Linked DNA regions of Mus musculus: regions 1, 3 and 4 are each linked to region 2. The links are chromatin loops, found by intact Hi-C in ENCODE. Cell type or tissue: heart. All regions are shown on one strand. Links, peaks and the distances in the headings refer to the core of each region. The heading gives the core; the rest is flanking DNA. Region 1 has its middle 31 kb from the start of Gm46123. Region 2 holds the start of Gm2109 (predicted gene 2109). Region 3 has its middle 48 kb from the start of Lca5. Region 4 has its middle 37 kb from the start of Gm39384.

The links. A loop is a pair of places that touch in the nucleus more often than their neighbours do. Peaks named below come from ENCODE experiments on the same cell type or tissue, not always from the same donor. Only the 100,000 strongest peaks of a DNase experiment are listed, where the experiment ranks them.
Region 1: a loop joins it to region 2, with 5 times the contacts of the local background. A loop is called at or near these places in 4 of 42 quality-filtered maps.
Region 3: a loop joins it to region 2, with 6 times the contacts of the local background. A loop is called at or near these places in 6 of 42 quality-filtered maps.
Region 4: a loop joins it to region 2, with 4 times the contacts of the local background. A loop is called at or near these places in 7 of 42 quality-filtered maps.

The regions. Positions count from the first base shown.
Region 1 is chr9:83,378,917-83,387,011 of GRCm38, reverse strand. No RefSeq gene overlaps it. Among named protein-coding and RNA genes, the nearest start is that of Gm46123, 31 kb to the right of the region's middle. In heart, for the core only: CTCF peaks have their summits at 4,055 (motif pointing left) and 5,483 (motif pointing right); no DNase peak of the experiment used is centred there.
Region 2 is chr9:83,687,791-83,695,885 of GRCm38, reverse strand. Gm2109 (predicted gene 2109) reads right to left here and starts at 4,411. Exons shown (of 3, transcript NR_046066.1): 1 at 4,315-4,411; 2 at 4,078-4,175; 3 at 2,639-3,876. It overlaps Gm39385 (a long non-coding RNA gene), which reads right to left and starts at 1,106. Exons shown (of 3, transcript XR_870964.2): 1 at 1-1,106. In heart, for the core only: a CTCF peak has its summit at 4,313; no DNase peak of the experiment used is centred there; H3K4me3 peaks cover 622 bases; H3K27ac peaks cover 259 bases.
Region 3 is chr9:83,484,849-83,492,943 of GRCm38, reverse strand. No RefSeq gene overlaps it. Among named protein-coding and RNA genes, the nearest start is that of Lca5, 48 kb to the right of the region's middle. In heart, for the core only: a CTCF peak has its summit at 4,109; no DNase peak of the experiment used is centred there.
Region 4 is chr9:83,605,784-83,613,878 of GRCm38, reverse strand. No RefSeq gene overlaps it. Among named protein-coding and RNA genes, the nearest start is that of Gm39384, 37 kb to the right of the region's middle. In heart, for the core only: a CTCF peak has its summit at 3,749 (motif pointing right); no DNase peak of the experiment used is centred there.

The DNA.
Region 1 (8,095 bases), core at 1,521-6,520, 310 kb after region 2:
CGCCTGGCTTATAGCCTGTTCTTCAATGTATTGAGTTGTTGAACATGCATACAGACATGTACAGGCAGCACACAGAAGGCAGGTCTGCAGCAGAGATGTTGATTTAGAGCTTTATTCTACGCATTTGGCCTCTACAGTCAGGAATCTGCACAAGGTTATTTAGTGTGCAAAACACATGAGTTGAAAAAGGGTTGTAATAAACTAAAATGGGTTCATTAGCTTGTACCTTTAAAGTGGTTTCCTTAAAAATAATTCCTCAGGAGAGCAGGAGAGCTGGCCCTATCCCTCACCCGCTGCAGTACTCGGGAGAGAGGCCCTGCACCTCACTTGGGCAGCACAATAGAGCTGGTGACAAGGGCATGAGCTGGCTGTCAGTGGGCGAGCATGTACAAGGTGGCTTCACAGCTTGTCTGCCCTGTGGTGTCATGGGTGAGGGAGAGATGCCCTCCTCACCCCACCCCTTGCCCCTCATCACCTATGGCAGGCAGGAGAACTGACTCTATCCCTCACCGCACAGCTGGCTCTACTGTCTTGGGTGCAGGTGAGCTGGCCCAAGGGCATGGAAGTGGGAGAGCTGGCTCTGTCTCTTGGCAGCTGCTGCATTGGGTAAGCTATCGGCTGGAGTGCTGGTGTCCTGGTGGTGTGGGTGTGGGAGTGCTGGTGGGCTGACCAGTTCACATGCCACCTACACCCACATGTAGGGCTTTGAATGTACTCACCCCAACATCTACCCCAAATATGAATTGCTGGAGTGTGTGAAGGGGCTGGTCCTACAGGTCCAAGGCTGCAGGAGCTCCATGACATAAGGTGACAGCAGGATATCAAGATAAGTCTGAATGAGGGTCCAGTATTGATAGTGTAGCAAAAGCCAGAGACCTTGAACTAGACCAGTGATTCATTGCAGTAAATGTTTGAAAGCAAAGAAGTGTGGACAAAAGGGTATACTATAGGTCACAGGGACATACTACAGCTTCTACAACAAGATTTTTTTCCTTTGGGGGAGGTACAAGGGCAGAGGGCAGGGAAGGAGACAAGGAGATGGGTGGGATTGGGCTGCATGATATAAAATTCACAAAGAATGGATCAAAAGTTAAAAAAGAATTCCTCATTTTTACTCAAAGCCTCAAAAATGATACCTCAATTCTACAGTTAATGAAGTCACAGGTCCCTCCTATCTTCCTATTAATAGGAAAGGTGTTTGATTTTTGAAGATTTTGGGGGGAAGAAAAGCCATTCTTTTACTCTGAAAGGCTTGATCACTAATCATTTTGCCTCTGTTAAATTTTCCAAGTGGTGTTGAAGACACTTGAAGATATTCCCTGTGGCCTCGGCAGACACCAGCCACTGGGAAACGGAGATGAGATGAAACAAACCTCTCCTTCTACCGACCCATCGGAAGAGCTGCTTGCTCTGAGGGCTTCTGCCTGTCTGTTTCCTGGCTGTGTCTTGCTCCAGTGATCCCCGTTTCCCCTGTCAGCACCACAGATCTCACTCTGTCACCCTCTTACAGGACTCTCTGGACCAGTGCCATCTGTGGTTCAGAACATAGGATAACATGAAAAGACTTGCAGCACTTTCTTGTTCTCCACAGCCCCTAAGCTGAGTCACAAAATCCCCACGTGCAACTAAACTCTTCCTGCTGACTTCCTGAGGATGCTTCTGTAACAGGTGCAAAGGGAAGCACTATAGACTACTGTCCAGTCTAAGCTAGCTTGTTTTGTGTTGCTGTGATGTCTGTAAGCTTCTTGGTACCTTCCTCACCGTGGTGGTTGGGCTCGTCTAAACGACTCACAGCTGTTCAAGCAAACACTGATGTCCTTTCTAAAAAAAGAATATTGTTTGAGAATTTCATAGATGCATATATGTGTTTTCATCCAGTTCCTCTTCCTTCCCCCCTAAGTTCTCCCCTATACACGCCCCCCACAACCACTTTTTCCTAGTGTGATGGAGGATGCCATGTGATGATGGAGAAAGACTATCCTTATGTTCACAACCCAAGGGATACTGAGGACTGTAATGGATCACCACAAGCAAGACAGGAGCTCAACCAGAACCCTTCCAGGGTCCTCAGAAAGCATGTGACCGTACAAACACCTTGATAAAAACTTCAAATCTACACAAATAGAAGGACATACATTTCCGTTTTTTAAAGAAACATTTAAAAATATCTATTTTATATACTGTTGCTTTGTCTGTTTGTTGATGCACCATGTGACCATCTGGTGCCCTTAGACACCAGAAGAGGGCATAGGTTCATCTAGAGCTGGAGTTCCAGGCAGGTGTGAGCTTTGTGGGGCTAGGAATCAAACCTAGGTCGCCTGGCAGAGCATCCAGTGCCTCTTAACCAATGAGTACCTCTTGAAAACATTTTTATTTGACAGATAGCAGTTATACATATTGATGAGCTTCATAAATAATTTTATTCAGGTATACTGTGCCCTTTGAACTCACCCTTATACAGAACATGTTAAAGCCAAGATATTTTTAATGTGGATTTCATAGTGAATTTAGGAATTTTGTATTGAATAGAATTTGACAGAATTTGTGCTGTAAATTATCTAAGAAAAGCCTCAAGAGCAAAATCACCTGGTAATCAGAGACATGGAGTTGGTGAGTACATACTTTGTCTCTACATTTGAAATGAACCATCCAGGTGTCCTATTTTAAAGAAGTACGTTGACAAGGACACTAGGACTTAAAAATATTTAAAGAATGCACTTTTCATCCTGCTGTTAATGAGAGGTAGAGCCAGGGCTTAAGCCCACAGGCGTTTCACCCAGAGCCTTTAAAGCTCGCTCGTCTATAAATACTGCACTCATTCTGTCTGCAAACACTGAGCATCTCATGTGCGCATCTGCCTAGATCGCAGTGCTCAGCCTTGTAAACTGGCGGAAGCAATATCTGCGTTTCTGGACTGAAGGGGAGGGGAGGCAACAGCGTCTGATTAGTATCTGATTTAGCAGCTAATGTTCGGATGCAATGTGGAGCAATGAACTCAAGGAAAGAATAATCCAGAATAGAAGCAAGATGCATATATTTATAATAATATAACGGACACTGCAATATGAGTAAATACTTTGTGCACTTGAATGGCTAAGATACATATGTAGCAGAGGATGGCATTGTCTGACATCAATGGGAGGGGAGGCCCTTGGTCCTGTAGAGGTTTGATGCCCCAGGGTAGGAGGATGCTGGAGCGGTGAGGTGGGAGTAGGTGGGTGGGTGGGGGAGTACCCTCATTAGAGGCAAAGAGGAGGGGAAAGAGGGCAGATGGGATGGGGTGTTGTGGAGGGGTAACCAGGAAGGGAGATATCATGTGAGCTGTAAAGAACGGAATGATTAATGAAAAAAAAAAAGATTTCACCTGCTTTTCCTTAGCCATTCAAGTGCACAAAGTATTTATCCATATTGCAGTGTACATGTCTGCTTTTTAAAGCCACCCCAGTTACAGCAGTTTGCAGAGGCAGCCCCAGGAAGCCAACCCAATGAGCTTTTTCTATCATTACATAGCATCTTCATCAACAAACAATAGTGTCATGATATTGCATGTATATAAACATACCAGAGCTAATTGCCAGTATGCTCTTGGGGGCATTTTTGCTGCTCTTACAGACGCTTCGCCACTTGGTTGTGTGTATCAGCTTCACATGGTTATCTATACACTGGGTCAGGACCCCAGGAGTGGGGCATGGCTGGTTAGCAGTTAATATGATATTGTCCTCTAGGATTATATCGTTTGCACAATCACTAGCCCACTTTGACTGTCTCATAGACATTTCAATACTGTTGAGAATGCTTGTATTCACTTCACTCCAAGTGAGGTGATGTTAGACACCATTTATTCTACGACTGCCTGTTCCAATCCTTTCTTTCCCAGGTTATTGATCTCTCTTTTGATGTGTTACATTACCCCTTCATGATATAATTTAGGGGAACCCCTCCCCACCCCCTAGTGTGAGGCTGGAGCTGTATTGCCCTCATAGAGAACCAGCACTCACATTGGACGGCACACAACCAGCTGTGACTTCAGTTCCACGGCATCCAACTCCCTCTTCTGGTCTCTGCAGGCATTGCATGCACAAACATACATGCATGGAAAACATGCACAGACATTAAAAACAAAAATCAAGAAAACAAACAAACAAACAAACAAACCCCAAAACCACAAAACACAATCAAAGAAACAAAAAACCCCAAAGGCCAACATATAAATAAATGCAAATAAAAATAAATCCCTATATTTATTCTTATCTTTTGATTTTTCTTTTAATCCATCATATTTACTTTTTAAAGTTTTATCTGTAATTTATTCTTAATCATTCTAGATTCAAAATTCTATTTCACTTTCTACAGAAATAACTTTTTTTCCTAATGTCTACCAAGCTATCCTGACACCTTTTCTTTTCTTTCTTTCTCTCTCTCTCTCTCTCTTTCTTTCTTTCTTTTTTTTTTTTTCTTTTGGTTTTCCATGACAGGGTTTCTCTGTGTAGCCTTGGCTGTCCTGGAACTCACTCTGTAGATCAGACTGTCCACGAACTCAGAGATCTGACTGCTCTGCCTCCCAAGTGCTGGGATTAAAGCCAATGTACCACTACCTCCAGACTCTGACAAAAGTCCATTTAAGGGTTTGGCCTGCTCTAGGGTCTCTATTCAATTCCTCACATAACAAACAAAACAAAAACAAAAGGTTGGATTTGAAATTCTAACTTTTGAAATACAAACCTTAGTTGTTACTTCAAAGTTTGATGCAATGCATTTTGAAATTCCGTCTTTATAACATACAAAATTATTATACACAATAGAAACTATTTCAGATTCTGATTCTGTTCTATTTGCTTCATGCCTTTCCATGTGCCAGTGGCTGCCTTGCCTTTACTGGAAACCATGCAATTCATCTTAATGAGCCTTGGCACTAGACTCTAAGTTTATAACGCACCTAAAGTTTTTCAGTGTTCACACACACACACACACACACACACACACACACACACACACACACTTTTATGCTTTAAAGACCTTAGAAGTTTTGTTTGTTCTTGTTTTCAAAAGTCTTTTTATGTAACTCAGACTGGGCCAGACCGTCTAATCCTAATGCTTCCCACTCCTAGGTGCTGGGATTCCTGGCGTACATCTCCATGCTTGACAAACTTTTATGCTTCTTCCCTCCTCGGTGCTGAGGATCAAATCTAGGACCCTTTGTGTGCTAAGCAGATACTTAACTAAGCTACATTCCATACTTAGTTAAAAAATGTTTAATTAAAAAAAAAACCTTTGGGGATATTAAGCATTCATTCATTCATTCATTCATTCATCTATAAATTATCTATCATCAATTATCTATCTATCTATCTATCTATCTATCTATCTATCTATCTATCTATCTATCTATATCTATCTATCTGGTATGCTTATGGGTGGGAATTTTGTCTGCATATTATGTCTGTGTACCATATATGTGCAATGCCCATGGAGGCCAGAAGAGGGTGTCAGATCTCCTGGGATTGGAGTCATGGCTGGTTGTGAGCTACCAGGATTTGGATGCTTCCAATGAAGCCCAGATCATCTGGAACAGCAGCCAGTGGTCTTAACAGCTCAGTCATCTTTCCATCCCCTGGGGTATTTTTATTAAAACAACATTGATATGTCTGTAATGCTGCCTTGCCTTTCTGAGGATATGGACTGTGAAGTTCCTCTATAAACTTCACTTGTGTTGTAAGGGTTTGCTGGATTATTTTTACACAGTGTTTGCATATTTCTCGGTACATTTATTCTCAGGCATCTTCTGGTTTTTGTGTTGCTGAGGATGGCTCCTAGGGCCTTTTGAATACTGAGTGTTCTACCACTGAGCTGTATCCCCAGGCCCGTTTTGATTTCTCATTGCTACTAAATACACCATTTTCTTTCATAGACTCTTTGACACAACCACTGCTTATATATGTAAAAGTTAACTTTTGAGGTTTTGGGCTATATAAACATCTTTATAATGATCATTTTTAAATCCGTATTCCCATAGGGCACCACTTGTACTTCTCGGCTTCTTGCTCGCTACAGGCCTTTGGAATAGTGCTGAAGTTGTTCATAACTGTGTCATGCATAGTTTTAATAGGAACACATAAACTGTTTTCCCTTTATATGTGGCTGAACTTTGGGGCTGAGATAGATTTAATTTTCCTCATGTTAAACACATATATTTTCTCATTTTATTTAAGAATTTTAATCAAGAGCAGTTGTCCAGTTGTTTTTCAAGTAGTGTGTGTGTGTGTGTGTGTGTGTGTGTGTGTGTGTGTGTGTCTAGCAATAAGATTATATACTTGTTCACTCAGGCCTAATGGGGTGAGTTGTATACTAAGAGATGTTTCTATTTGTATTGTAGCTGCTGTAGTTTTTTACTTCATACAATATGCTAAAGTGGTATTCGATGCATAAAAGATTTATAATTACGTCGTTGCCGTGAATTGGGCCATTAGCTTTAAGAACGTCTTCATTTTTGTGGATCTTTATGCTTTGAGGGTTGGATTTCACCTTTCCTATTAAGATCTTGGTCCTGTCTTTATTGTGAAGTATATTTGAGTCCCGTTTATTTTTAGCCTTGTTTTGTGATCCAGCCTGAAAAGCACTTTCGATGTATATATTAAGTTACTTGGCATTTATTGCTATTCAGATAAGTTTGATTTTTGTTCCACACTGTTACTTTATACACTCCTGTGTCAGCAATTTTTTAAAAATCTTTCCATTATGTGGATTTTTCTTTGCCTATATTTACCCTTTGATATTAGGAAAGGTTGAGGCGTTCTCCAGCGTCTCACCCCCTTTCCCTCTACTCTTTTGGCTAATGTCTACTACAATAGACCCTAACCAGGATGTTAACAGCTAGAATGCTTCTTTTCCCTGTGCTCCATTCACCCACAAAGGATTTCGTTGGCATTATCTTTCTTATTCTCTGTATTATTGAACATTGTCATGTTTCTGCTACTTGGCTGATCAACTTTAAATGATGCCTTTCAACCTTAAACCATTATGGGCGAGGCCGAGCATTTCTTTCTTTGCTTCCCAACTTCATTCATTCAATAATGTCTCTGCCATGAGGACATAGCATTTGCATTCGCTTCTACCCTGTTCTTCACCGGTGCTGGCCTTCTGCCAAATCTATTCACTGCGCAGAGGCGATCCTTCTGGAGTAATGCGGGCGGTCACCTTTCATTTACCAGAGGAGGCTCATCTCCGTGCGCTAGGATCCCCACTGCCATTTCAGTCCTCAGTTAGGTTCTAGATAGGATGCAGAGGGTCAGCTGTCTTGAACTATATTGATTCATTTATGTGCCCTGGAAACAGAGAAAGTGACCTCACTGTGAGACCTTTCAGACAAGGAGACAGTTGATTTGAAAAAGGGCTTCCAGAAAGTAGGGAGAAGAGACCGTGGAGAATGAAGTGGGAAAAGACAGTTCCAACACATATGTGCTCTAGTGGATTGAGATTTATTGGAGTAAAATGGTTCTTGCTGTCACGGGGATATTGTAAAGGCTGTATTAAGTGTTTCATGGAAATGAGAAGGGGGCATACTCTCTCCATCAATCATCATCCTAAGTGGGCAACGCTCTCTCACTCTTACAAGTGGAGGATGTGTTTTTGGTTGTGAGCCTTGCCTTTAACCGCTGAGCCATCTCTCCAGCCTGTAAGTGGAGAAGGTGTGAACACCAAGGATGAGCAGTGCCCAGGTGTGGTGCTACCCACAGAAACACACTGTAGCCTATATGGAGGGACATGCCACAGAGAGGGTGGCTGGATTCAGGTGAGAGGAAGAAACGCTGAGATGACCCCTGAAACTCTGCTGTAAATTTTGTCTTTGACTACAGGGTTAGGGCTATTTGATATTTCTCATTAATTGTAACTTTGTAGCTTACTGCTATTGGAATTTTATGGCAGAATGGTCACTTAGGGAATGTATAGAGATTCTATTTTAGGGCTTAACATATCATCTAAGTTTTCTGAGCATACATGTGCTTTGCTTGTAGAGCACACATTTCAGCATGATAGTCATTTTAATTATTGTTTATTCAAATATTCTATCATCGGGTTTCTTCTTTGTCCTTTTGAA
Region 2 (8,095 bases), core at 1,478-6,477:
CCTCAGAAGGAGAGGAACTGAGCCAGTATTTTCCCTGGGATGTTTATGGAGCTGAACTAGTCCTAGTGAGAGAAAAACAAACAAACAAACAAACAAACAAATAAAACAACAACAACAATAAACAGAGAGCTCAAATATGAACAAATTGTAGCAAACCAAAGAATACCCAGGAATAGATAGCTTAAAATGCTTAGGTGAGACTTTTATAAATAAAGGGTAGGGATATCAGGCTGGAGAGATGGGCTCAGGAAATAAAAGCGTCTGCGGCCAATACTAACTAACAATCTGAATTCCACCCCTGGACCCACATGGTGGAAGGAGAAAACTGATTCCCAAAAGTTGTCCTCTGACTTCGGCAGGTGCTCAGTCACACGTGTGCACCCGCACACTTACACACAAGCACATGGAATACATTTTTTAAAAGGCAAGAAAAAGAAGTCTACAAGACTTAAATCAATGGATGCGCTAACGTGGATGGAGAAGAGCCCAGGCGACCTGACCCCTCCACAGGGAACTGAAGGCACCCGGGGAAGGCTGGGAACAGGAGAGGTGAGTTTGAAAGAAGAGACATGAAATGGAAAGGCAGAAAGGGGTGTGTATGGGAGGGTTTAGATGGAGGGAGGGGAAGAGGCAAGTGTTGTGATTATTGTAATTACATTAGGATAACTGCATTCTTCATTAAAAATGAAGAAGAAATTGAACACAAAGAGTGGAGTTTTATTAAAGACACCCACAGGGTCATCTTCCTGCATCCATCAGTTTCCCTTCTGTGCATCTATCAACTTCTAGCCTGTCTTGCGAGTGCATGGGAATTTTAATTAATAGGTGTCCCCTTGTTCTTTTATTTTCTATCACTGACTTAAAAAATACAAATCACATTGCTAATTTTCAATGGTTTCTCTTAAAATGATTTGTAGAAATGCATTTAATAAAAGCCAATATTACTTAACAACAACAACAACAAAAAGTCACTAAAATGCTAACTTAAATATTTAACCAAAGGCTGAGAGCATAATAGCCTATGTTTTAAACACACAAATAACAAACTTGAATTGAACCCAGGGCATCTTAAAATACATGCTTAAAAAAATAAATGATTGATGCCAATGTTTACAAATCAATAAATATATAATTAATGTAGAATGACGGTATTAGCATTTCACTATGAATTCTTTTTAAGCTGGGTGGTGGTGGTACACACCTTTATTTTTTATTATTTATTTATTTATTTATTTATTTATTTATTTATTTATTTATTTTTGGTTTTTTCAAAACAGGGTTTCTCTGTGTAGCCCTGGCTGTCCTGGAACTCACTTTGTAGACCAGGCTGGCCTCGAACTCAGAAATCCGCCTGCCTCTGCCTCCCGAGTGCTGGGATTAAAGGTGTGCGCCACCACGCCCGGCTTGGGTACACACCTTTAATCCGAGCAGCAGCTCTCTGCGTTTGAGGCCAGCCAGGACTACAGAATGAGTTCCAGGACAGCCAGGGCTACACAGGGAAACCTTGTCTTGGAAAGCAAACAAAACAGAAGAGAGAGAGAGAGAGAGAGAGAGAGAGAGAACTCCACACAAGGATCAGTCTGAGTTCAAAGGCCCCAATATTCTCCATTACTAAGTTTTTAAAATATATTTGTATTTTATGTATATAAATGCTTACCTATCTGATGCCTGCAGAGGCCAGAAGAGAGTGCTTTTACTGTTGACTGTGTGAGTGGAAAACACCACATACCTTTTCCTCACCTGGGATGAAGTGTCATTGGATCCTACCGGCTGTTCCAGGCAGACACTGCAGCCCAAGGAACAAAACAAAACAAGATACAAACAAACAAACAAACAAGCAAACAAACGGTGGTGGCTGGTGCTGGTGCTGCTGCCCCAGAGAGCACAGTCTCAGATTGCCTAGAATTGAAGTTATAGGATCTATCACTTAAAATTTATCTATAACTTATAGACAGTTCTCAGCTGTCATGTGGGCGCTAGGAATTGAACCCAGGTCCTCTGTAATTGTAGCAGCTCCTCTACCACCTCCTCTGAAGAGGTGCCTCTTCAGCTAGCTCCTAAATTTTTTTAAAGCTTCATGTTATTTCTAATAATGTGTGCACGCATAGCCCCTCCTCCCTCCCCTTCCTCTGTGTGTGTGTTTGTGAGCATGGAGGCCAGATGTTAGATTCCCTAGGGCTGGAGATACAGGCAGTTGTGAGCCACCTGATGGGGTGTTGGGAACTACTCTTCTAAGAGAGTAACAATCATTTAACTGCTGAATCATCACTCCGGCCTCCTCCAATTTTCTTATTAACGCAGTCCAGCCCACTCAAAACTGTCTTGTAGTCATGACTACTCTTGCTTTGTACTACAGCCTCCAACTTCATGTCATGTGAGTCGAGACCATTTTCTCTACAGGGGCTTATTACTCTTCTCAGTTTATGTCATGACCTAAGACGTATGCTAAGGAGTTTATCTTCATTGCAAGTAGTGACGGCAGCATTCACACATTCACCTATTACTTGACAACCAGGAGACCCCTTCCTTCTGTTCAACAGAGACAAGGTATGCCTGGATAATGGGTTTGTTTTGATGTTTAGCTTTGGGGAGGTATCGTCTGCATGAAAACTATGTCTTCCAAACCAAACAGGGTTTACTTGTTCTAGATTTATTCATTTACTTTAATACATATTTTTTTCTGTGTGGTCTGCATACCAGAAGAGGGATCCTATGGGACTGCAGTTGTAGATGCTTGTGAGCCACCATGTGGGTGCTGGAAATTGAACCCAGGTTCTTGGAAGAGCAGCCCATGAAGAGCCATCTCTTCAGAGCCCACCTCCCAAAGGATGTCTTATTATGCACAGTGTTGTGTATGTATCCGTTTGCTGTGGCTTGCGTCATTTCATTCAGATGCTTAGAAAGCTTACAGAAATGTTGATTACCTTAAATGACAGATGATGAAAACAGTAGCTTTTGAGTATAAAAATAAGCGTGGATACCTTTTAGGCTTTAACAATAGAAGTGTCAGATTACAGAAATCATAATGAATGTCATCTTAATTTATCACATAGCATGTTTACAGGAAGTATAGAAAATTAAGAACGGTACAAAGGAAAAGAAAGTCACTTTCATGCCATAGCAGAAGTTTAGAACTCCAGATGTTGTTTTCTCTCTTGTTACATTTGAAATTAGTTTGCTTTATTTTGCACCGTTAGAGATGGAACCCAGAGCCTAACTCACATCACCAAGTGTCCTTTCACAGAGCTACAGTCTTGTCTGTGGGTTTTGTGCTTCGGTTTTAAAACTATGGTCATAGTATACAGATTCTTTTACAGTTCCGGGGACTGAATCCAGGCTTGTGTGAACACATAAGCTCTGAACAGACCTCTCACAAGCTCCAGAGTTATTTGGTTTTTGTCTAAGCAAAAGAATAACGGCTTTAGGTTGTAAACTTTGTTGCTTTTGAGACGCTGGTATTTACAATGGAAAAAATATGCAAAGTTTTTAATCATTTAATTTATGTAAAAGGCTTCATTTTAAAATTTATAAATGTTTTCAAATGTTGTCTTTAGTTAAATGCTACAACTGCCAGAATAGGATAGTGGATTCTAGGAAGCACCGCCCTTGCTTCATAAGCACAGACAGTGGCCAATACAAAATTAGGAACGGAGAAAAGGGCAAACTCTTACAGCCCAGGTACAGAAAAGCAATCTCAAACTGGGTTCGTCTGTAAAGCGACAATCTGTTGACTGGGGTCTGAAACTGCCATGAGCTATTTCGGAAGAGCACACAGGGCTTGCACGGGGTCCAACTTCTTCCTGTCCCTCGCTTTTCCAGCACTGTGATGATTCGGTTTTCAGTCCATCTTGAGTGAGCTTGGAAGGCTTTCAAGCGCTGTGTGAGTGGAAAACACCACATACCTTTTCCTCACCTGGGATGAAGTGTCATTGGATCCTACCGGCTGTTCCAGGCAGACACTGCAGCCCAAGGAACGCAAACAAGACAAGACACAAACAAGCAAGCAAGCAGGCAAACAAACAAACAAACAAACAAACAAACAAACAAACAAACAAACAAACAGAAGGTGGCGGCTACCTGTGCTGGTGCTGCTGCCCCAGAGAACACAGCCTCACAGTCCTGAGCCGTTCGACAGACACCGAGCTCCCGGGAAGCGCGCCATCTAGCGACTGCACCTGGGAGCAAGGTGGTGTGATTATTTTTTATTTTTTGTTTTTGTCCCAATTCCTTCATCTATAGGAACGTTTCTACATGGATAAAAATTTCTAGACCATGGTATTCCGAGTACTAACTAAGTTAACATAGACGAAATACCTTAAAAAGCAGTAGCTGGAAAGACAAATTAAATCTCATTCTCTCGATGTTCTGGCCTTTGTCATTGAATACGCGACTATAAGCACTGTCACCACTAGATGGCAATCATGTGACAAGAGGTAATGAATAGTCTTTTTGGCAAACAATTTAAGAATTGGTGGTAGCAACCATTAACAGGTGCCAAAAAGTGTAGAGGCCTGAGTCCAGTTCCTGCTGCCCAGAAACCAGACTGCGACCTTGATCAAAGCTTGAATTGATCTGTAGTCTGGATTTCTTCAAGTGAAAGTGAAGGCTAATTTTGCATTTTGTTTAATGGTTTTGTTCTTCCTATTCTGTAAGGAGAATCTTCTGTTTTATAATAATTGTGACTGTAATCTCCAAAGCCCCAAACTGCCCAACAGTGCTGGTTGTTAATATATATCGTTTAAAAATACAGTGGCGTGAGATATAATCCATTCATTTATTCCTAAGTTGTGGGCACTCTGGGGGGCCTGAAAGAGTTCATGTAATTTAGAAAAGGCGACTAATGGGCCTGCAGAGGCACTCTTGAGTTATACCTAACTCAGGAAGCCATCCTCCGAGGAATACAAATAGAGAACCGCACTATTTTTTTTTTTAAGTCATAGTGAGAGCAAGCTTTAAAAGTATTTCTCAGTCATATAATTACGTACTTAATTCTACATTCTCAAAATGACTTAGAAAAGAAGCCATTTGGAAGATTTCAGGTTCAAAATATTAGCAATATCTGGGATAGTGGGACACATAAGGAGACATGACATTCAGTTAGGTTTAAAAATGGACGTGACAACTGTTTGCTTCTTCATGAGTCAAACCTTTAGGACAAAGTTGAAATAGGACAATGTGATACAAATCAGCATTTATGTTGTGTGTTTTGTGAAGGAAGGTATTGCATTTTTTAAAATGGGAGACCTTGGTGCTCTGAAATTCTATTCTGTGCTGTTTTTAGCTTGTTCAGTATAAAGGTCCTTGTATGGAGTTACCCAACTCATCCCAGGGGTGCCCACATGATCCTCATTCCACGTCTATGCATTGGCCTTTACTTCTCAGCAGGCTCTTTTCTTGGGGTAAATCCTCCTGGGCTCTTACAACTGGAACACAGACATAAGGATTCACAGATGAGGTGAATGGAGATCCATTAAAGTTCTTAGCGTTCCCTTCATCTTTCCTAAACCCAGACAGGGCTTCCCTCAGTGTCTTATGAGAAGGGCACAGGGTAATTATTCATCACGATGGTGCTGGGTAAGAGCTATTTTTGTTTTCTCTGTCTAGTATCTCTCCCACACTTAGTACTTTTAAAATTATAATTATTTTCATGTCTATGGGTGTTTTAGAAGGACAACTAGGATTCAGTTTTTGACTAATTCAATGGCATCGAGTTGGAAGAAAGACTTAATATGATATGAACAAAATCAGGTATTTCTTTCCTACCCAATTTGGAGCAGACACAACCCCCACTATCAGGTTTCTGGTTTGTTGCACACGGTTTGAACTTTATAGTTCACGTGTTGAATGGTTGGACCCAGCTCGTGGGCTTTATAGATCTCTCAAGTCTCACTCCCCCTTTCTTCCCCCTTCCCCTGCTTACTGCCTCCTCGGAAGCGAAGTGAAGATGTTTCTCTACCATGTGCTCTCACCACTAGGATTCTTCCCACAGGCATGAGCTCAAATAACCATGGGCCGAATCCCCTGGAACTGTAAGCTGCAGGGATCTGTCCTCCCTCAGGCTGTTTATACTGAGCATTTGGTCATATGATCAGAGTAACTAATGCACTCCCACAACCTCTCCGCAAACACACACACACACACCCCTCACACACTGTACACACCACACACACACACACATCCCCATCACGCCCCTCACACACTGTACATACACACCACACACACAAACCATATATACCATACACACACCATACACACTACACATACCCCATACATACACACACCCCACATACCATACACACATACACCACACTATCACACACACACACCCTCACACAGCACACACCATACACATACACATTACATACCACATATACACAAACACATCATACACTCACACATACATACACACCACATACTACACACATCATACACCCCATACACCCCACACACATACCACACATATGCACATACACATATAGACACACTTTCACCACACATACTCTCTCACACATACACTCACACACACATACACACACTCACACACCCATCACACATACACACAGTCATATACCACACATCACACCCATCACACCCATCACACCACACACACACACACACACACACGCCAAGTCACAATCTCCATTCCTGTTAATATTTGTATCTTCAGACCAGGTCGTGTTGCGTTAAGTGGGCCTGGCAGGACTTATAACTTGCTGGTTGCACAGATTTCTTCCTGTCCAGTGGTCCCTGGTGGTGGGAACATGGAGACTGAAGCCAGTCAGACTGTAGGGACACACTGACGTTGTCTAATATTCTCCTGGTCACATATAATTTCTGTGCAGTATTGCTGGAAGATGCTATTCTCAAGACACTGTCCTGTTGATTCTCACAGGATTCTATTTCTTCCATAGGTACCATCCCCACACATTCTGCAGTTTTTAAAGACTTACTTTTTATTATTTTTAAATTGTGTGTGTGTGTGCATTTAAGTCTAGGTGTCCTAGGAGGCCAGAGGTGTCACATGCCCTGGAGCTGGAGTTTTAAGCAACTGTAAGCCATACTAGGTGGGTGCTGGACACTCAATCCAGGTCTTCTGTAAGACTCTTAACCACTGAGCCCGTCTCCAGCCCTGAGCCCTGTCTCCGGCTCTGAGCCCTGTCTCCAGCCCTGAGCCCTGTCTCCAGCCCTGAGCCCTGTCTCCAGCCCTGAGCCCTGTCTCCAGCCCTGAGCCCTGTCTCCAGCCCTGAGCCCTGTCTCCAGCCCTGAGCCCTGTCTCCAGCCCTGAGCCCTGTCTCCAGCCCTGAGCCCTGTCTCCAGCCCTGAGCCCTGTCTCCAGCCCTGAGCCCTGTCTCCAGCCCTGAGCCCTGTCTCCAGCCCTGAGCCCTGTCTCCAGCCCTGAGCCCTGTCTCCAGCCCTGAGCCCTGTCTCCAGCCCTGAGCCCTGTCTCCGGCCCTGAGCCCTGTCTCCGGCTCTGAGCCCTGTCTCCGGCTCTGAGCCCTGTCTCCAGCCCTGAGCCCTGTCTCCGGCTCTGAGCCCTGTCTCCAGCTCTGAGCCCTGTCTCCAGCCCTGAGTCCTGTCTCCAGCCCTGAGCCCTGTCTCCAGCCCTGAGCCCTGTCTCCAGCCCTGAGCCCTGTCTCCAGCCCTGAGCCCTGTCTCCAGCCCTGAGCCCTGTCTCAGCCCTGAGCCCTGTCTCCAGCCCTAGGTTCTGTCTCTGGCTCTGAGCCCTGTCTCCAGCCCTAGGTCCTGTCTCTGGCTCTGAGCCTTGTCTCCAGCCCTGAGCCTTGTCTCTGGCCCTGAGCCCTCTCCCCAACGCTGTTGTTTATATGAATACGTGTGACATAGCTGACATTTTGTTTTCGTCACTTGACTTTTTCTCACAGGAATTCTGTTAGCTGGAAACAGCTGTGAGTTGAGAATCATTTTCCTGTTTTTCTACAAGTGCAAAGATTTCTGGTAGTATTCAGGCCACTGCTCAAGGGTGTTCAGTAGCATGCAGACTGCGTTCCTACACTTGCTAGCCCAGATACACTGTTCTGAGTAAATAGAAGAAAACATGGAGGAGGATAGGTGAAAAAAATTACCAAGACCTTTGGAG
Region 3 (8,095 bases), core at 1,918-6,917, 200 kb after region 2:
AACAATTCAGCTACATGGGTATTTTCTGAAACCAAGGGTCAAGTTATAATGAAATCAAAACAAAAAGACAAAACAAAACAAAGCTGTTAAATTTATATTAATAACATACAAAAGCATAGTTTTCAGTAAAAAGGCATGATTTGAAGAGTCCTCAAATGCTCAAATGATTTTTTTCTCTCTAAGAAACATATTTGATGGAGAGAGAGAGAGAGAGAGAGAGAGAGAGAGAGAGAGAGAGAGAGAGAGATCAGCATTAATCTTCCCCCTTGCTCCCAGAAAACCAAGAATAAACTGGGAAGGGGCTGGAGAGGTGGCTCAGCAGTTAAGAGCATTAGCTACTTTTGCAGGGGACCCGGGTTTGGTCCCCAGCACCCACATAGTGCCTCACAAACGTCTATAACTACAGTTCTAAGGGGTCCAAGGCTGCTTCTGGCCCCTGAGGGTATCAGGTATGGCATGTAGTGCACAGATATACATACAGAGAAAACATTCATACACCAAAAATGCAAATAAATACATCTAAAACTAGAAAAAACTGGGGAAAGAATAACTCAGAACTGGACATTATTATCATGTGACATGAAAAAGCACACCACCCTGGAAAGCTAAAGCATTCTAAATAAATATACATCTATGGCTTCCTCCTTCCTTCCCTCTCTTCCTCTTAGCTCTCCACGAAGTCATAATTTTCCCGTCTCCTACCTGACTTCAAATCTATCTTCTTAGCTTAAAAATACATTATAAAAATGATAGAATGATAAGAAAATATAATAAGCACACCTACATAATCTGCGAAATTTTAACACATCTCCCAGAAGAATGGATGGATCAGTCAGACAAGCATTAGTCAGACCATCAATGGTGTGAACAAATGGGAAAAACATGACATCTCTGCAAATGGGTATCGTGTGTTGAGGGGTCTAATCATGAGTCGGTCTTGTGTAGAGGAATGCATCTATAGTGAGTTCAGCAGTGCACCAGCTATGTCTGTCGAGAGGACATCCTTTGCCGCACATCTCCCCATCCTTGTCCTCTGGCTCTTTCATTCTTTCCACCCTCCACTGACATGTTTCCTGAGCCTCGGTGGTGAGGAGTGAGACAGTTGTCCTACTTAGGGCTGAACACTCTACTATAACAGATGTTGGTGACTTTGGCCAGATATAGATTTCTTCATTAAGCACTCCACCCTCTACAGTAAGAAACTTGCCTAATGAAGGTTTGGTACAACACTAATCTGAAGGTAAAAATGTTTTGATGACAGTTTGACACCTTGGTCATTTAACAAAACAATACTAGTAGGTTCTCCAAGAGGACCTATGCACTCCCTAGCCATAGCTTTTGATCAGACTCATAGAACCAGGAATGAATTTCTGCTTATGGAGTGGGCCTCAAGTCCAATCAAAAAGGGTTGGCTCTTTCCAGGACAGTCATGCTATTACTACATTAGAGGGCACATCTTGCCTGGCAAGTCATTATTGTAGGTCACTGAATCCTAACCATGACTAGGTAAGACTATTGGTGATGTTTTTTTTAACCTCCAGTGCCCTGCATGGCGCCCCCTGGCACTGTGAAGGCTGATGGGTGGGAAGGAAGCTTCCAGCTCAGCTCCAGTTTGATTATCCGATTCTCTTCACTGACGTGTGATAGGCGTTCAACAACCGGGTCTTAACTTCTGGTGAACAAACAAGAACAATGATATATACATACATATACATATATATATGTATATACATATATACACATTATATATATATATAAACATAGAGAGAGAGAGAGAGAGGTTTTGTGGGTGCAGGTTCCCTGTTATACATAGAAGACACTATTTCATGGACCCGACATCCTGGTCTTCTGGCCTTTTCAGTCTTTCTGCCTCTTCGGCAATGTTTCCTGAGCCTTAGATGTAGGGTTATGCTGTAGATATATCAACTGGGCTTGGGTATCCACAGTCAGTTGTTCTCTGCATTTTGACCAGTTGTGGATTTCTGTAATAGTCTCTATCTCCTATAAAAAGGTAAGAGATGGAAACTAATCTTATCTTTGGGTACAGGGATAAGTAGATGTAATATTTACCCATATAAGTACTTTCTGTGAGTGTCACTATGTCTTCATTTGGTTTCAGTTCCCTGTATTAAATGGTTCCGGCTCAGGGTCTCTTGAGCAGGAATCCAGGAGTGAGGGTATCTACCCCACAAGGGCATCTCTCTGCACTATGGACTGCTCAGCAGTCTGTGAGGCTGTGGACATCTATGCTGGGATGATGCATTTAAGGGAATAAAATAAGTCATGTAAGAGTGAGTATCACAGAAACCAACTACATTGAACTGTAGTTCCAAATCATTAAACAAATTTGAAACAGGTATACTGCAGACAGAGTAATTAAGTTAGAAAGTAGTGATTTATGTAAGCGATATTTGTCTGTGTTTGCCATACATCATGAGAAAACAATTATTTTCTCATATCAGCGTGAGGAATGACTAATGATCACTATAGGGAAAGCCAATGTGATGCTTAGACTACTGTGGTTTATTCCCTATGTTCAAAGTTGGAGGAAGTGCTGTTTCAAATAGAGGTACGTGGAGGCAGTCACAGCCCATAGAGAGAATGGGCTGAGGTGACTGAAGCAGCCACTTTAAGAGCAAACTTTGTGAAATACTCAAAATTTGTTAACTTCAATAATTGTTCTTATTTTGAAATAGGGTATATTATGTCGTCCAGGCTGGTTCTGAACTCTCTAGCTCTAATGATCCTCCTGCCTCAGCTTCCTGACTAGCTGGGACTGCAGGCATGTACTGTCACACTCAGTCACCATAATACTTTAACACAATACTTTCTAAAACCAAAGGGAAAAGTAATTTGTGGCAGAAAAGGCAAAATAACTAAATTAAAACTCTGTCTGAATGCCTTGGAGGCTAACGTCACACTGCAAGTATTCTCAAGTGCGCCGGCTTCTGTAAGACATTCTCGCTCTTCCTTCTTCCTATCGAGCACTGTTTGTGCAGAGTCATCAGAGTCTTAATCTTATGCTTACACGGGTCAATGAATATAATCAAGTTTTTAGGAGTATATATGTTTCCGTAGTATACAAATTTCTTAAAATAAAAATTATATTTAAATATATCTTATATATCTCAAAATATATCTTAAATATATATATTATATATCTTAAAATATTAAGAAATTTAAGAAATATAAATTTCTGCTGCATACGTAGCAGAAGATGGCCTACTTGGCTATCATCGGGAAGAGAGGCCCCTTGGTCTTGCAAACTTTATATGTCCCAGTACAGGGGAACGCCAGGACCAAGAAGTGGGATTGGGTGGGTAGGGGAGTGGGGGGGGGGAGGGTATGGGGGACTTTTGGGATAGCATTTGAAATGTAAATAAAGAAAATACCCAATAAAAAAGAAAGAAAGAAAGAAAAAGAAATAGAAATTTCTTAAAATGAAGTTTCAGAAATCTAAGGTATACAATGCCAAAAGCGTGGTGTCTATGGATGGCTATCTTAATTATACCTTCACCATGTCTACAGGTATCAAATTATAGCAGTCACATTATATTCCTTGAGTGTATGCAGTGTTAACTTGCCAATTCTATCCCAATATAACTGGACAAAGTTGTCTGACATTTTTTGGCAGTGGTGACTAATGAAATGTAATCGGAATGGGGAAAGACAATTTCACTTAGCGTTATTGTGTTTATGGTTAATGAATATGTTATCTTTAAATAATTCTGATTATTTCTCTTGTGAGGTGAGATATTCTATATGCTAATAAATAATTTAGTGCATGTCCCCAAAGGAAAGAGAGATGCTTAGGGGCATTTTCACCCATTCACACTGCACTGTTTAAAAAAAAAAAAAAAGAGCATCAAAGACAGACTGAAGGGAATCATGTGTCTTCATTCGCTATGACAGAGCACACTCTCCCGAGAATCATCCCTAACAAACAAAGCATTTGTTCTATAACTCCCTGTCCCCTGTGCTGGAGCAACGACAAACAGATCACTCTATAAGATGCTACGATTGCTTATGGAAATTTTGGAGGACTTGATTTATTTTCAATTTGTTCATCAATTTGTCGCCGCCTTTACTGAGGCTCCACCTAGGGCCTGTTTCTACAATTACACGCGTATTCATTAGAGTGATCTCAGCCTGTTTGATTGTAATATCCAAAGCCCTTAATCAAATAGGAGAACGCTCATGAGTGGTTTTTCTGTCCCCCTCCTCCGGTTGTTGTCTAGCATGTAAAAATTAGATTCCATCATTCCCTCCTAGGAACTGAACAGTGAGGTTGGTAAACCAGGGCGCGTTGCTTGCCGGGTGAGGATGTGGTCTTGGTTCTTTGCCTTGGATCACTGCTCTGCAGGAATGCAGCCAGGTAACCGTCGATAGAGGTGGTCCCAGCTCAGAGGGCAGTAAAGTGCAGACATCAGTCACATCCTGTGTACCCCAGGGAACCCTGGGAGAGGCTTAATCACGGACCAGAGAAAGATTAAAGATCCAGCCCACAGAATTTGGCTCCTAACTTTGGGTGTCTTCCTCTTACATTTTGATTACGTGGGTTTCTGGCCTTTCCTCCTTGTTCAGTCGGTGATGTGATTTTGTACATTCGGTCTCTCCAGCCGTGAGTAAGGCAGAATGCTTTGAACTGAGCTAGCACCCCAGAGTGTTTTGACTCGCACCTGCCATCTGTCTGCTTAGTCACCGAGCAGCCCTCCTTCTCTAAGTGATGATCTGCACTGGATGTGGGAATTGGCAGTAACAGTTGTTGTGTTAGGAGATTTCTGGATTCCCTGTCTTCTTTATTCTTGTCATGATAGCAGTATGGCACATTAATGTTTCAGATATTCATTTGGCTTTTTCTTGGAAATACCATATGTTCCTAAAGATACTTAATGTGGGAAGAGTGGGGGTAAAGGAAGAGAAGGGAGTATTTTTTTTAATGCTACTCTGAAATTGTACACACGTAGGGCATTAGCAGGCAACACGAAGGAGAGTGGAATTCTCCCAATTAACTCACAATGTCAGCCTTAACTCACAATGTCAGCCTTCAATTTCTGCAGGCAGATCCCAGCCTTCTGCATTCCCTGTTGACAGCTAACTCTGTGCAATCTGGGTTAAATTCTGTATAAATGAAGATAGAAATGTAAAGAGCAGGTTTCTTCATACATATGGTTGCTGGAACCACTGTCCTTCAATCGACTAGGGCAGGTCAGCACCTAAAGGTAAACAGGTCCACCGTTGAATCGAGATGTAAGCTGGAAATGTGGTTGTTCAGCTTAGCATCTATGACACATAATGATGGCAAACTTAATTTTGACTATGTCAACAGAATTCACACACACACACACACACACACACACACACACACACGCACCCTCATGCAGCATTGGTAAAAATTAAAAAAAACCTGGTTGTGTCTATTTTTGGGGATAAGAACAAAAAGTCTCATCATAAACAAAGCACAATAAAATTCTTACTATAATAAAATGAAATGAAAATAAATACATTTAAAAGTAGAACCTCTATCATATCGCTGACATCCTCTTTTGTATACCTGACCTAGTATCTCCATTTGTCTCCTATTCTGCTTTCTCTATCCCCAGTAATCACTGTCTTCAATTATGTGTGAGGATTTAACTCGGTTTTACACGTATTTACTTATTTTGGAAGCACTCATCTGCCATGGTGCACACGTGGCGGTCAGAGGACAGTTTGCAGGATTCCGTTCTCTCCTTTCTCCATGCAGGTTTATCAGACAGAACTCAGGTTGTCAGTTGTGACAGCAAGTGCCCCTACTGGCTGAGCCACCTCACTTGGGGTAGGACTCTTTATTTTTTATTGTTTTTCTATCTCCCTAATCCCTAAGTAAATACATTTGTGGGTTTTGTCTATGGTCATACTACCCTGCTCTCGTGGGATCTCAGAAGCTAAGCGGGTCTTGTTAGTACTTGGAAGAGAGGTGTTTATGGATATTTGGATGTTTTTGTATTTTATAGATGTAGAAATGAAGTTTATGCAATTTTTATTACTTTGTTATTCATCTGGGTTATGTGTCAGACATTCGTTCATGAGTACACATGAGCATTCAGCATTCTACATCTGTGTGTTAGGTGTGTTGCACAATCACACATGTGAGTGTGCAGGCGGACACGTCCACATGTATACATGCCGAGGCTGGAGGACAACGTCAGGTATTTCCCTTTATTACCCTCTCTCAACCTTAGTCTCTTGAGACAGTCTTTTACAGAGTCCTGAAATTTGATGGACTAGCCAACCTGTTTCCACCTGTGTCCTTCCCCCATGCTGAAGTTACAGGTGCTTGCAGCCATGTCAGGTTCTTTTTTTTTTTTTTTTTTTTTTTGTGGGTGCTGAGGATTTGAACTCAGGTCCTCATGCTTACACAGCAAGCACTCTTATCCACTAAGCCACATCTCCAGTAATGTGCAAATGCAACACAACTCCTGTAGGCAGCCTCATGTCAATGGTTCTTTGTGTTGGTTCCAGATTTTATTGTTAAAAGCAGTGCTGTGATGACTATTTTAGTATCTGCTTCCTGCTGAAGGTATGTAAGGGTTTCTGTCATCTGTATGTGTATATCTTGAAGTGGAACCACTGGGTATTAGATGGGTGCATCGTTGGATTTTAGAACTCAGGATTCTGAGTTCTGGACAAGGGTGCAGAATTACACTAGCAGCCTCCTCCCTGGAGTCTTGGGCTTTTGGCTTTAGACTCAAAATCATATCATCAGCTTCCTTGGTTTGGAGGTCTTCGGAGCGGCACTGAGCCAATCTGCTAGCATCCAAGGACTCCAGCTGACAGACAGCCTGCCAGGGGACTTCCCAGCCTCCCTGACCATGTGAGTCAATTCCACTAATAAACCTCATTTATGTATGATAAGTAGCCTATGATTTAACAACAACATAATCTTATGGGGCCACCATTAGATGCACCCATTATACAGTGCTTGGCTGTACATCTCTCATATTGATCTGTAAGGGCCCATGGTTCACCAAAGAATGATACCCTGGACTCAAATAATATGTAAAAGCAAAGAGTGTTTTGTTCTGCAGAGGTCCAGCATGCTGGGGTCTTTCATTCTAAGATGGAGAAACAAGTAAGTGAGCTGGCAGACATTAGGAGAATTTCAGGGTAAGTGACATTTATCTTGCTCCATTTCTAGGGACATTCCAGAACCATTAGCAGGGCATAGGGGCTGGAAACTGTTACTGGGGTAAGGGATAGGGGTCTGGAAACTTTTGCTGACCCATTGCCCTTGCTTCAGACCAGGTGGCAGGGCAGCTTCTGACAGTAGGGTAGTTTCTGAGTAGCTGCCTGAAGCCTGGGATTTTTTTTTCTAGTAACTGACTTGTCTGAGCTTGCCTGGACTTGCCCAGTTCTTAGTCCTAGTCTCCTGAACTGCCAATTTGAAGCCTGTAATGGAGTCAGCCTAGCCTTCTCAGATCTATTTCTCTGTCTCTGGTTTTTGTTTCACTGGTGTATGTAATCTCATGCTAGTTCCACATTAGTGAACATTTAAATATTACTGGAATTATGGTAGACAACTTTCATGCTAATCGCATGGTTTTTCCCCCCATTGGTGTGGTGATGATTCTTTGTCCTCATGGGGCACTCGTGGACATTTTTTCTTTTGCATGAATGCTATTATTAGTTTATCAGATTCCACAAAAATAATTTAGCAATGATTTTCTGCAGATTCTTTCAATACCATTTTTTCTGTAACCATAAGCTGAATTTATACAAATATGTGCTACAGTATTTTAAAGGAGTATTGGGGAAGAAATAAATCATGTGACATCAAAGTTACAAAAATTCATTTAGTAAGTTCTTATTTTGTCTAAGAAATGAGAACATCATAGCCTGTAGCAAAGTGTAAGATCAATGAATGTTGAGGTTCATTTAAAAATGGGGCTTACTTGGGGAAAAACTAAGGTTTCAATAAAATCATAAAATAACCAATTGCCTGGCTTTGTTTTATATGCTACAGAAAATATGTAAGTAAAATGAAGTATGACTTCAGTTTTCTGACTGTTTTGTTTTTTTGAGACAGGATATTAGTTAGTATGCAGCCCTGGCT
Region 4 (8,095 bases), core at 1,257-6,256, 82 kb after region 2:
CTTCTGTCTGTGAACACCTCCGCATGGCTGCCAGCACCTCTGTCTTCCTTGTTCTCATTTTCACTGCGTGATTTCTGGGTTCCCCTGTGTTTCTGTGGGGTGCCGGCACATTTGCTACTAGAAGTCCACCTGCCCAAACTTACATTTGTTTGTTTGTTTGTTTGTTTGTTTTTGTCCTTAGTAATTCTCTTCAGGCATGGCTGGATCTATTTCATTTCTTTTTACTATTTCAGGACTTCGGGAAAACTGAAGCACTTCGCCCAAAAACTTCCACTGAGTCCAATCCCAAGGTTGTGTCCTCGTGTTCGCCTGCCCTGACTTTTGGATGGTTTCTCTCCCCCTTGCCTTTTCCTATAATGGTGAATATTGGTTTCTCATGTTGGCCAATATCTCCTTTTCTGCCCTCTGGGACTTCATGGGCTATTTCATTACAGCCACCAGGATGTCAACGGGGTGAGCCTATGTGCTTACACTGGCCATTTCACCTGCATCTCAAAACAGCCTGTTTCCCTACTTGGATTAATACCATCCATTAGCTGAGTTTTAACATTTTCGTGCCTTCCTTTCTCTTCTCCCTCAGGAGGAAACAAAGCATCTTCATGGCTGTGACCTCAGGTCAAGTCTTCATCGCTGAGGTGACTTTCTAACTAGTCAATAGACCTCTGTCCTCATATGACCCTCACCCCGACCCCTCACCTGCCATCCACTCATTTCCTTAAAACCCAGACATAATTATTTGGTACTCTTAACTGCAATCCTTCAATGTTTCCCTGAGCCGATAACAACAATTCTCACATATCAACGTGTTCGTGAATCACCCAAAGACCTTGTCAAAATGGAATTCTGACTGGAGTGGCCGCCACAGAGATGATCTTTGGGCCACGCTTTCAGTAGCCAGATCTTAAAGATTCAAATCTCATAGTATGAAATTCCAGTCCCCTTATGACCAGGCCCTTGTTCAGAACACCTGGTTGCCTGTGCTGGTTCCAAATCGTTATTCTATCCCAGGCCTGTGCACAGGCTGCTACTGCTGATGGAGGCTCTTCTGAGAAACTCCTTTCTATGGATCGTAATTCGAGTTTTCAAATAAGTTCCTCTAACGTGATATTTCTGGTGCTCTGTCCATGACAGAAAGGGGTTAAAAAGCTCCCCCTCTATGCACTTTTATTCTGGGTCCTTTTTGTTTGTTTTCAGTGCTAGAGAGCAGGCCGCTGTGCCTGCTAGTGGACCCCTTTGAAGTAGTCACGTAATATTTAAAGTAGCAGAATGATATGCACACCTTTGTCTCTCATCTTTACTGTGTAGCTGGCCCATGGTTCCCTCGGGGTGGGGAACTGTATTAGTCAGCGTTCTCTCTCAGGGAACAGAACTGGTAAAATTATTATCTAGGCCAAGAATTAATATAATATAAAACCCAAGAGTTTGGTAGTTGTTCAGTCCACGGGACCGGGTGATGTCCCTATTGTCCCGATCTGGCTGGAGTCCTAGAATGCTGATGGTCATCCATCTATGTTGGGATCCCAAAGAAGCAGGTTTTAATGGCAGCAAAGGGATGCTTCAGTACAAACTTGCCAGCGAGGGCACACAGGCAAATAACACAAGTATCCTTCTGTGTCATATGTGGGCTGTCGCCAGAAAGTGCCACCCAGATTTAGGGTGGATGTCCCCACCTCAAACGACTCTTCACGGCATGCCCAGATACTTAGGTTTTACTTGACTCCAGATGTAGTCGAGCTGATAACCAAGGTCAGCTATCACGAGAACCTTTGTGCAATGCCTGGCGCAAAGTGAGCTTATTGTTCATCCCGCTTTCTTTAAGGGAACCTTCTTCACAGGCTGTGCGCTGATCCTTGACCCTCCCAGGTCTCCGGCCACACTTCACATCCCTTTCCATAGCCTGTGATGTACGCACCGGCTGTGGATGAGGCCACATTCAGGAGTTCAACATCAAAGACCATTTCTATAACTAGTAGGGAAGGGATGTTTCACAAGCTCTTTGGCGTGAAATGGTTCAATGATATCACAATTGTCTCACGTGTCTTAACAACTCACACTTGGGTTGTTAGCATGGAGATTTTTTTTTTCAAACTTAATGAAAATCTCCCTGAATTGTTCCTGAGGCTAGCGGGAAGAGAACAGAACTGTGAAAGAGCCTCACAAAAAAATATATATTTTACATCTTTCTAGAAATGTTCTTTTAATATTTTCACTGGGTCATCAGTTCTAGCTTTATAGTTTCTTTTTATCATTAGACATGGCTAACAAAGAGGTAGATTAAAATACTTTTGAAATCTTTGACTGTTTGGCCAGGTTGTACAATCTCCTATAGGACACAGAAGTAATGCTTTTGTGAGAAATCACCCTCCCCTTTCCCTCCCTCCTTCTCTCCCTCTCTTTTCTTGTTCCCTCCCTTCCCTCCCCCACCCCCAGAGAGATATTTTCGTAGGAGAATCTCTCTCATAACATAGCTAAACCTCATCTGCCACTTTTAGTAAAATCATCGAATATCTTATTGATCATAGCAACTAATAAAGTATGTGTACATTTGAACCTTTGCATGTTGTTATTTGCTCTGTTTTAAAGCTATTCACTTGGCTAACTCTTCCTTATCGGTCAGACATAGAACTAACTGCCTCATCTGAACTAACCTCCTCCTGGTTAACGCTGCTAGAAATCTGATTTATTTGCTTCATCCGCATCCTTTCTTCTTTAGAGTCAGGGACTTTAAATATCCTTAGCCTGGATCACAGGGTTAGCGCGCGCAATGCTCAAGGTAGGCAGGATAATGTTCTTGGCTAAAGATAGTGCGCGGATGCACTACTTCACCCTGGCGGCAGCAGGAAGCTGATGGGAGCTCCTGGAGATGAAGAGGTTACGCTGGATTATTATGTATGGTGACCCAAGGTAATCACTGGGGTCCTCTCAAGAATGAGGAGGAGTGTCTGAGCAAAAGGAAGAGACAGGAAGTAGCATGCTAGGATTCGTGATGTGACTGTCAACCAGGCAGCCTCAAGGGGCCGAGAAGACGAGGCAGCTGATTTTCTTCTGGAACAAACAGAAGCCATCCCACTTAACTCTTGGCATCAGCCTGTGAGACCTCTAGCCTGAATTTTACATGCATCCATGTTGGGAGCCGCCACATCTAGATGGCTTGTCAGCAGCAGGGAGTCGCTGCAGTGTTAATTAATGTTGCTGTGGAGAGTGTCACAGAGATGCGCCCCTGTGCCTCTCTTCCCTCCTCTCCTGTGTGGTAATTCCTCTTCCTTAGCAGCAAAGGAAGGGCTGATCACTGTGGCTTTCCGACCCATAGTGTTTCTGCTCCTGACTTTCTGCTGGTTCAGCAAGTAAAGTTTTCTATTGCCCCGGGCACTGTGTGGCTTCCCCCAGAGCCTGCATCATAGTTACAGATTTTCTATTGCAAAGCATATGAGATCCTGTGGTTGATAACGTGAAGAATCTGACTTGTTCTATAATTTACTTTAGAGAAAACTCTCGATCCTTGGACAGTGAGCTTGCAGAAGGTAAACCTTTGCAGGTCTGCTTCCACTCAGGCTAGACTTTCCCCTCCACAGGAGCACCCCCCCCCCATCTTTCTAGAATGAGGTTTCCTGACGCCTTAGGCAATCTAAAGTCGTGTAAAGATTCACATGCTGCAAAAGGCTTCTGAAAAGGCCACTGCCACCTTCAGGGTTCTCTTCATTTGTTCTGGTAATGGTTAAAATGAACAGGAAGCCCTCTACTTGCATCTAGACATCAGGCCTCTAGGTGTCGCTGCTGCCCAAGCCCTGTTATACAAATGCCAGCCTGCTCAATACATACTGCTTTCTCAAGATTTATCCAGCGTGTGTGTGTGTGTGTGTGTGTGTGTGTGTGTGTGTGTGTGTGTGTGTGAATTACAGACCATTATCACTCTTCTCCCTTTCTGTATAAAATTAAAGGGATGAAATCATGTACCTGGTTACCAGTAAATGTCATCCCTTTTGTTCTATGCTCCTCTTTAGCACTAGAATATCCAGGCTCCTTTTGTTAGATGGGTCTTGCTTATCTGTTCAGATGGCCTCAGATTAGCAATGCTCTTGCTTCAACCTCCCAAACAGCTGAGGCTGCAGGTGTGTGCCATCACACAGACTGGATATGTTATTTAACTACCTCTTTATTAAAAGTATACCCAGATCTATATACAGAAGTGATTACCTTTGTATAGCATATGCCAGTAGTTTCCCTCCCACTAGATGTATCTGCGGTTTTAGAATCAACTGTGAGTCACGTTGCTTTTCAAGGTCGTGGGAAGGCATCAGAGAGTTCATTAGAGATCTGGAAACACCATGGCCAACCTCGAGTCACTTAAAGGCTGGTGCCTTCCGTGTCTAAGAGTTTGCTCATTAGAAACTATTTTGAAATAAGAATGCTACATAAAAGAACTTAGAAGGCCTTTGTTCTACTTTGGTTTCTGTTTCTGGGACAAACACCATGATAAAAAGCAACCTGGGAAGAAAAGTCATTGTGTTGTCTTACAGCTTATGGTCCTCCATGAAGAGATGTCAGGGTGGGAACTCAGGCAGGATCACCTGCCCAGGGTGGCACCGATCTCAGTAGGCTGGGCCGTCCCATTATCAACCATCAATAAAGAAAATGCTTCACAGATGTGGCCACCAGCCATTCTAATGAGGCAAAGTCTCAACTGAGGCTCCCTCTTCCCATGTGATTAGTTTGTATCAAGTTGACAAAAAGTACCCAGCACAGCCTTGGAGATAGGTGACAAGTCTGCTATCAAGAACGATCTTGTCCCACATGACCTTCCGTGACCTTTCACCCTTTCCTCCATATGACCAGATGCAGGGACGCTGTCTCAATGCTAAATGTGACAATTTCCTCCAACACCATTGGCTGAGCCATTCCTTTTGCCACTAGCATCACTCACTTCAAATAAAAATGTATTTTATTTTTAGCTGCGTGCATGTGTGTGGGTATTTGCACAAGATTGCAGGTGGAGGCTGGAGGCACTGGATCCCCTGGAGCTGGGATTACAGGCCAGGTGAGCTGCAGATGCAGAGCACGGAATTCGAGTCTTTTGTACACAGTTACCTGGTGAGCCAACTCTCTAGCCCCTCAGCACTGTCTGGGTGCCATTCTCTGCAGTTACACTGACTTTGTAACTTATGGTTGCTGAAGGTCATGCTTCATAGCCTTGGCCCAGACAATGTCGGCCGGCTAAGACACAGGAACAGCCTTTTGAAAGATACTTCTAGGCTTTATCTCTGCAACTCAGTAGAACTAAAGCTTGAGACAATTATCTGCTAGTATGTGTGTGTGTGTGTGTGTGTGTGTATATATATATATATATATATATATGTATGTATACATATATATGTATTATATATTATATGTTATATAATATGTCTATATATCAATCAAAATATGAGAGCTTCCCTGATCTTACACTTAATCTATGTGCAGTCACTTCCCACTGGCTTTCAGTGTAACTGAAGTTATTATTAGGCACAGAACTTCACTTTGACTGTAATCACAGCTACTGGAAGACAAGGGAACACACTGTTTTTTATCATCCACCCACTTGTTCTACCTAAGAAAACTACTGAACAGCCGTTAGCTCATATATTAAGGGCTACATCTAGTTAACTTCTAAATTGCCAGATTCCTGTCTTACTTCTACAAGCAGCACCTATTGATCTCTGACTCCAGGACTGAGGCTAGTAAGAAACCCAGGAAGGCCAGAGTTTTTTGTTTTTTTGTTTTTATTCCCCCTCAGTCAGAGCAACAACCCAAAAGTTGTCACTGTCTAAACTGACTGGGTAGTTAAGGGTTGCAAAATATGCATGAAATTAAGTGAATTTTGTTCATACTGAGAAAATGGATAGCACAGAAAGGTCTCAGGTTTGGCTGTATTTGTGTAGCACAGCAGCAGCAGCAGCAGCAGCAGCAGCAGCAGCAGCAGCAGCAGCAGCAAGCCTTCCTTAGCTACTGAAAAGAAAAACCAGGCTCTTCAATTAGCACTTTGCTAAGATCAAGGTCCCAAATCTCCCGACGTGGCTTACACTGCACTTAATGTCTGACAAACTTGGGCTTTCTGATGAAGGCGGTCAGCATCCAGCCAACAGCGGTATTCAGGCCTGCCTGTGGACAGCACATAATCCACAGGCTGGAGCCCACTGTGCAGAAGGGCCCACTGCAGACGCCTCTCCTACGATGCCTCTCCCAGGCCCACTGGCCGGTGCAATGGGGAAGGCGCTGTGAGCAGCCACGCTGGGAGTGGCTTTCAAGTGCTCATCGAGGCGGAGAATGGTACTGGCCTTCTGAATCTGGATCTGCTACTCTTGACTTGGTCAGCGTGTTTTAGTGGCACACAAATCCCCAAGGTACACATGAGAACATCCAAACGTGGACCAGGGACAGACAGAGGCTCAAGTGCGTTGGTGAGCACAGCACTGACCAGGCATCACTCAGGACCAATTAGGTTGTTAGTCATTTTTCTTTGACTTTGCATTTCCCCAGAGTTAATAAAGGGGGGGGGTCTGTGGCAGGATCACTGATCCAACCATCTACCCACTCAGCGACTCACTGGATACCTTGAACTGAGAGTCAGGGCGCATGGCATCCATCACCTGCCATTTCCTGAGACTCGCTTGGTCCTTCACTTCAGACGACCTCTTCTGGGCAAACAGGTTAGATGCTATGGAGAAGGGTTTTTTGTTTGTTTGTTTGTTTTTCAGTTATTTACTTGCTGCAGGAGTAAGAACAATGTGTGTGTATGGCGGGATGATGAGAACATTCAAGTGCAGCCAAGCACGTGCTGTAAGAGCCAGGGCCTTTAGAATTATTGTGATATATATATGTATATGTATGTATGTATACACACACACACACACACACACACACACATATATATATATATATATTTTTCACTGTTTTGGAAGTCAAGGGACTAGGCTAAGGCTAAGGCTCTAAAAACAGGCTACTGCTTACCATGAATCCCAGATCACATGAGAAATTACATCATAAGCTTTCCATATATACTTCAGCACCATAGTATTCCTTTTTTTTCCTACTCAAACAAATACAGGTTGGGGTTTGTTATGTAGCCCATCCTGACCCCAACCTTTCCATCCTCTTGCTTCAGCCTCCCGAGTTCTGGGATCACAGGTGTGTGTACACACACAGGCTGAAATTAAATTTCACCAGCTTAATGAAATCGGCCACACAATCAAAATAAGGATCGGCTCAAGCCTAAACTCTGTCTTCCAGATGGACTTGTGTTTGTGACAAGGCCATTCCTCAGCCTAACAAATCGCTAGCTCTCCAGTGAGGTCAGGCCAACAAGGCGTACATATTTCCTGTAAGCCATTTTTACTTAAATGACTGAGGTTTTACAAAACACTGGCAGTCTCATCCTTCAGCTCTTAAAGTGACTGGCTCCAGATGTCACTTAGAGATTCCTTTTATGGAATCCCTTGGTGGCATGTCTCAGTCACTGATTTATTTTCTTGTAGCTGCGAATTCTCTCTTCAATTGCTGCTTTGTGGTTAGAGAGAGCATTCCACTAATCATTGTTCTCTTGAAGGGCCAGGGGCTAGCCTTTTCAGTAGAGGTATACTGGAGGGATACTACGAGAGACGTGGCTCTCCTACTGTGCCTGACTGCTGCACAGTAGGTCAGCAGTGTGGGTAGCTTGTGTCTACATAGTTCTTTAGTGACCTTGCACCTTTGGCCTGAGCAATGTGATAACCCCTTTGGCATGGACGCTATTTGCACCAGGCCTCCCTTTGGCACTGCCATCTGCTCCTTCTGTAAGCATGGCTGCTCACTAGCTCAGCAGGCCAGGCCTTAGCCTGTGCTCTATGGGTGGCTTCCTCTTTGACCTGCGAACTTCCTACCATCCAGGAACTGCTACAGTATCTCCCTCAAGGACGTCTGAAGGGCAGCCTCCCTTCATGCTTCCCCTTCTTGGATAGTCTCCATCACCCCCAGGGGTTTCTCACATCTGACAAGCTTAAATTTTTTTTTTTAAATCAGAGTTCAGCAATTCCTTATATTCATCTGCCTTGTTTAAATCACTGTGTGATTCTTATCTCTTAAT